Regions from separate parts of the Homo sapiens genome. Here region 1 is linked to region 2. The links are chromatin contacts, found by Hi-C or POLR2A ChIA-PET in ENCODE. All regions are on one chromosome and are shown on one strand. The core of a region is the stretch at or near the end of the contact, and the rest is flanking DNA. Distances in the headings are between cores, read along the strand shown.

Evidence for each region. Hi-C counts contacts between places; a loop is a spot of excess contacts on that map. ChIA-PET counts read pairs that join two places held with the same protein, here RNA polymerase II (POLR2A). Pooled maps may share reads with other maps.
Region 1: a loop to region 2 is called in a pooled map, with 2.5 times the contacts of the local background. The contact joins two enhancer-like sites. A Hi-C loop is called at or near these places in 4 of 50 pooled maps. POLR2A ChIA-PET finds 5 or more read pairs at or near these places in 2 of 52 experiments (H1 and activated naive CD4-positive, alpha-beta T cell).

The regions. Positions count from the first base shown.
Region 1 is chr18:55,383,230-55,386,043 of GRCh38, reverse strand. All of the region lies in intron 6 of TCF4 (transcription factor 4), which reads left to right. Among named protein-coding and RNA genes, the nearest start is that of TCF4-AS1, 68 kb to the left of the region's middle. Within about 2 kb of position 1,288, at least 2 of the 41 ENCODE cell types and tissues checked have a DNase peak (open chromatin) inside an H3K27ac peak, as active enhancers do.
Region 2 is chr18:55,109,130-55,112,155 of GRCh38, reverse strand. All of the region lies in intron 2 of LINC01929 (long intergenic non-protein coding RNA 1929), which reads left to right. Among named protein-coding and RNA genes, the nearest start is that of LINC01929, 14 kb to the left of the region's middle. Within about 2 kb of position 1,460, at least 2 of the 41 ENCODE cell types and tissues checked have a DNase peak (open chromatin) inside an H3K27ac peak, as active enhancers do.

The sequences.
Region 1 (2,814 bases), core at 39-2,538, 270 kb before region 2:
CTGTTCTGGCACTACTCCAGCTTGTTGGTCATGAATGCAGATTGAGATTGAATGGCTCCTTACATTTCCCTTGAAGAAAGGCAGCTTTGTCTTCCAGGAATGAGCTGATGGCAGTGGCCGTGTGGACATTCTGCAGCTTTGGCACCCAGTAGCGATGGCCTGATTGCCTTGAAACTGGGAGCCTCTAGGGCCCTGAGAACTTGAGCAGGGCTGGACAAGCCTTGGAGCAGAACTTTGCTGTGAATTCTTTCATTGACTCGCAAAAGATGAAGGACTCTAATCCCTGATATCTACCTTTCCACTTGACCTTTTTAGTCTTCAGTGGTCTTTTAGAAGTAATTTTACCTGGCCGCGGTGGCTCATGCCTATAATCCTAGAACTTTGGGAGGCCTAGGCGGGCAGATCACCTGAGGCCAGGAGTTCGAGACCGGCCTGGCCAGCATAGTGAAACCCCATCTCTACTAAAAATACAAAATTAGCAGGGTGTGGTGGCTCACGCCTATAATCCTAGTTACTCGGGATGCTGAGGCAGGAGAATCACTTGAACCTGGGAGGCAGAGGCTGAAGTGAGCCAAGATCGTGCATTGCACTCCAGCCTGGGTGACAAGAGAGAAACCATCTAACAAAAAAAGTTATTTTATGAAAAACATTTGGAGGTTTTCTTTTGGGTATGGCAGGCAGATTGGCCTCTTATTTGGCATAGGTGAAGAAGAAGAGTTGAATAAAAGTAGTTGGGGCATAGAATGGCCATGCAAGTTCCCAACTAAATCAGGGTCAAGTTTAAATGTATTTGTATTTTGTTCAAATTCATCTTTATCTAAAACAGGCTGATGCTGTTTTGTCTCTGTGCTGCAGGTGGATAGCCACAAATTTGACTCTATAGTTACCAGTTATCCCCCTGCCACCCCTTGTTTTTCTTCCTGATTTCTCTACTTCCAATCAGCTGCTCTTTTAGAAACCAATAGAGAAGTGAGACGGGGTGGGGGCAGAGGAAGAGAGAAAGGGGGTAAGGGGGAGGGAGAAAGAGGAAAGAGAGGTTGTTTTTTGTCATTAGTGAGTAAAAATCTGTCGGGCTCGGGTAGTTTCTTAGTGAATTCAGCATTTAGTGATTAGATTAGAGGGGTATATTTGAGCTGAAGATTTTGGGAACTCACCTTTCTGCTCTACAGAATCCCTAGGTTTCTCCTTTAGCTCTACTTTCTGATTCATTCCATCCCCATCCACTGACCCCACCGCCAATATTGAGGTACTTGTGAAAGCTCAGAATCTCCAGTGTCCTCAAGGAGCTAGCCCCAAAGTGCCCCCTGGTGGCTAGAGGAGAAAAAGACAAGATGGAGGATGGGAAAAAGGTCAGGTGGATGGATAACTTTGGCTCTTCTTTTGGCTCTTCTTTTCTGATAGTATTTTTGTTAACAGCATCTAATGGGTTGTCTTCTTTCAGTATCAATGTGAACCAGCTCTGAATAGGTTAGTGTATCAATGTATTTCCCTTTTTGGGTGATTTTGCTGCAGGGATTTCTTTCCCTATGCCAGTTTTTGTTGGTCTGATTTTTGTTTCTAGGCATATTGCATTGACCTGAGCCTTCTCACAGTACTGATGACACTGGGGGTAGGGAGAACAGGAGCAGTTGAAGACGACACATGCTGTCACCTCATGTGCTGGTGTGAGTGGCGCAGGGAAGGGCTGTGATTTTTTATAGGCACACTGATTAGCCAAGCACTTGTCACCTCCACTGCCGCTCATTGGCCTACTGAGTGTGAGCGTGCCATCTAATTGACAGCTGTCTGTTGTCAGAGGGCCATCTTTTCTCCTTTTCAGTTTGAGTGAACACAACAGAGACATCTGCAGAGCTCTCTGCAGCTCTGACAAGGTTGCCCTGCCTGCCAACCCTCAGACTTCTAGGCAGCATAATTGAAGAGATCAGAAAAGAATATTAACCCGTTGACCATCTTGGGCTGAGGTGTAATGACCAAAAAGTCACTTTTTAAGGTGACTGTGAGTCTTTCTTAGTAGAGGAAGACATGAGATTCTCTGTCAGAAGAGTCAGGCCAGTAGGAAGTGCTATTTCTTGGTAGTGATTGTTCGTGGGGTTTCAGTTCATCTGAGCACTTGGAAGAGGATGAGAAGTTCATTTTCAAGGTAGACCCAGTGTTTCATGGTGGGGTTACACTGAAGCCTGAATGCTGGGTCACATCATTCATGTCTGATTTGGCTTGTGTAATGACAGTAGTGCTTTGGATGTGTGTAGTTTGGATGAGGGTTACTCTTTTTCTTTTACCGCCAGGCCTGACACTGCCCTTTTAGCGTAAGATTCCAGAATCTCTTATGCAGTAGCATGGAATGTATGGCCAACCCCGTAGTAACGTGGACTGCCTCTTTGGGACATTTCCTGTAAGCCAGAGATATCAAGGTGGACTTTGTGATGGGTAGATTGTTTATTATACAGATATCAGCTTGGGAATTTGAATGTTTAATTATTTGCCTTGTCGTAGTGTCTTCAAATGAAGCTCTATTTGAGCATCTACTGGGATTGGTACAATATGCAGACAAGCTGGCTTTGTGTGGGTCGAGTCACCTGTGCTTGCAGGATGGGGGTGCTTGCTATATTTGGAAGTGATTTAGTGGTATCCTAGGTTTATCAGGAGGAAAATACATCTTTGCATTTATTTGAACATTTGATTTAGAAAGGGACAGTGTGTGGGTATTGGATAAATTGCTTTTACTCTTTCTTTGCTTTGCATTGTTCTCCCCTCTGATGATTTGCAACTTAGCAAGCCTTCATCATTGAACCTGGGTGAAAAAGAAGATCTGAG
Region 2 (3,026 bases), core at 211-2,710:
AACTTTTACGTTACTCAATCTCTCTAAATTCCATCTGCTCATCTATCAAATAGCTATAACAGTATTACTCACTATATCCATGACATTGTTTTGGAAATTCAATGAGTCCACACGTGTCAAAGATTTCAAAGTGCCTCCCAAAAAGTTCTCATAACTCTTAGGTACTGCTTTTGTTGCTGCTATTGTCAATCTGTTCTTCCTGGCATCTCCATATCTTTGATAGTCATAAAAGCACATAACCACATAAGGTGGTAAAATCATAGTTTTCTCTTAGATGTAGGTCTCTTTGAAAGGCTTGGAATGACCCAAGGAAGGCTTAACATTAGAATGTCTCTGGGTTTTAGAATGTTTCTCACTCCCTCTTTCCTACTCCCTCTCCTGTCTCTGTCTCTTCCCTCCCTTCAGTAAGCCACATAGTCAATGCCTTCTCTGTGCCAGGCACTTTGCAAAATACTTCTAGCATTTCTAGGCTCTGGATATGCAGATTTGGGCAAGGCCAGTAATTAATTTTTGGCTTCTGAAAGGTAAGTGATCATGTTCAGGTGTGGATTCAGATAAAGTAAGTTAGTAGGGTCTCTCAGTAGAGGAAAAAATGGGAGATTTCATCTTAAGAAGGAAGAGGATGAAAATGTGAACCCAACATGTGCTGTTTGGGAATAGATTCCAGTGGTGTGTCTGGAGCAGCAGGGGGGCATCTGTGGGTGTCCACAGGCAGCTGGCCAGCAGGCAGACAGCACAGGGCTCAGAACCAAGGCCTCCTGGTGCAGGGAAGGTATGCAGACAGCACCTGGGGCCCCATTTCTGTACCTGGCCTGGCTTCCCAATCCCATCAGCTGCTAAATTATGGGGAGGAGAGTACCATGAAGGCAACAGAACTCATCTTCTTTTAATTATTATTCTATGGTAGTATGGTCATGACTTGTATTTAATATCTTCTGGCTGGCAACAATGTACTGAATGCTCTGCAGACCACAGCATTAAGCATGGCTGGCCATTGGCTGTTATGCTATGGGCTGACATCTTAATTCTACAGACATGAGATGCTTGGGGAAGAAAAGGAAGGCTCCTATGGCACCAGGGCAAATAGCAAGATGGTAGCTCCTTGGTCCCAGACTTGGAGTCCTTGACCTCAGCCTCTGTCCAGAGGACCCTTCCCACAGTTGCACAGCAGGACACTGATTTATGATACTTCAAGAGGTGTTTTCAAAATGAGTGGGCACAGAAAAAGTATCTAAAAGAGTTTAAGATATTAATTTATTTCAGATATCCAGGATACTCAGGAAGACTGCAGTGAGAAGGGATCCCACAACAAATTATGACCAAAAATAGCTAAGAATATTGCATTTCCAATTTGCCAGTATGCTAGTGGCGTAGGAGGCTAAAGGCTGGTATGAGCTCAGCCCGGGCTTTTGCCTGCATTGTCGGCATCCCAAATTAGCAACAAGTGTCATCAAATATATGAACTGGGAGGAATTCCAAAGGAACCAAATCATTGCTCTCCAAATAGATGGAGAGAGGATGTAGTGAGGGGTCAGAAGTGGAGAGGACAGGCACAGGAAACGTTTGTGGTGTCATTTCTGTCCCCGGACAGGATGCCGGAAGGAGAGAGGTCAAAGCAACAGGAAGTCTAGCATCACGGTACAAAACGTTATCAAGACTGATGGGATTTTAATTGTTTCATTCTTTGGGGCAAATGCTGTGTGATCACTTAGCCATCGAATCTCTATTGTGTTATGTTTTGTAAAATTTATTTTTAATTTAAAGTCAATATAGGAAAGGTTGAACAAACAAAGGTAGAGGTGGGAGTGCAGTGGGGGAAGAGCTTGTTAAAGTAAACGATCCAAAAACTACAAAAATGCTGGAGGACTTTTGTGCAGGTCTCTCCCAAGCTGCATTTCCCACTGGACATCTGGATTATAATTCAGAGTACCAGTTTCTGGCTTTTGGCCCTACTCAGATCCTCTGAGTTTCCAGTCTTACCTAAGTAATCCTCCCTAGAGGAGTTTATGTGATAAACTCTATCCACTCCCCTGGAGGTGTATGTATCAGAAAGTCCTTTGAGTAGGCCACAGAGAGAGAATATAAACTCCTGCACCTCCTGGGCTGCCTGAAGTTCCCCTCAATCACACAATTCCTGCTGCTTTGGCTGTTGGTTAGCATGACAAAAGCAACTCTTCAACTTAGGCTACTCTCTTCTAAAGGCTAAGGGACAATTGATAGCATCATCCCCTCAAATCTAGGAAGAAACTATGAAATGACATACCTCTTTAGAAAATGATTTGCCCATAGAAGATCTCAGTCTATATCCACGAGAGAGAAAGAGCTTAAGTGTCATTCAGATTTACATCTCTCCAAGTATGAGGGGTTGGGGGTTGGATAGTATAGCTCACAAACATGCCCTTGGAGTAAGGAAAGCTCTCAGCATTTGAAAGTGTTCTCCAGGCTGATGCAGTGTTGTGTTCCAGGTTCCTCTGAGTAGCTCCTAAACTCAATCTGAGTTCTTTGTAGCAACCTGCGTGGTGCCCAGGAGCTGCCCATTTGCCATTGGCCTGACTAGTTGGATTTTAGTTGCTGGACTCTAGTCCAGGGAACCTACTCTGAGCCACCCTCCATCTGAACTTCACTGTATTCATATTCTCCCATGATTTCAGGGCTATACTAAGACTGGGATAAAAACTGCTGAGTGCTGGCATGACACAAGATGGAAAATATGGGCTATCTCACATGGCTAGAATCCCCATACCCTCCCATAGGAAAACAGGTCTAGCCATTCAGCCCCAGAAGTATATCTTGGCCATTTTCTGAGAATAAGAAATATAAGGCTATTTAAACTGTATTTAGAATATCCCCAATCTTCAGATTAGATTGATGACAAAGATTTCAGAAAGAAATATCATTTGTTCATTCACTTATTAATTCAAAAAATACCTATTAGATACCTACCATGGGCAAGGCACTCTGCTGGATGCTGGGAAGATATGAGTTAAGAGGACAGACATTTGTCAGCTCCCATGGATAACACAGAA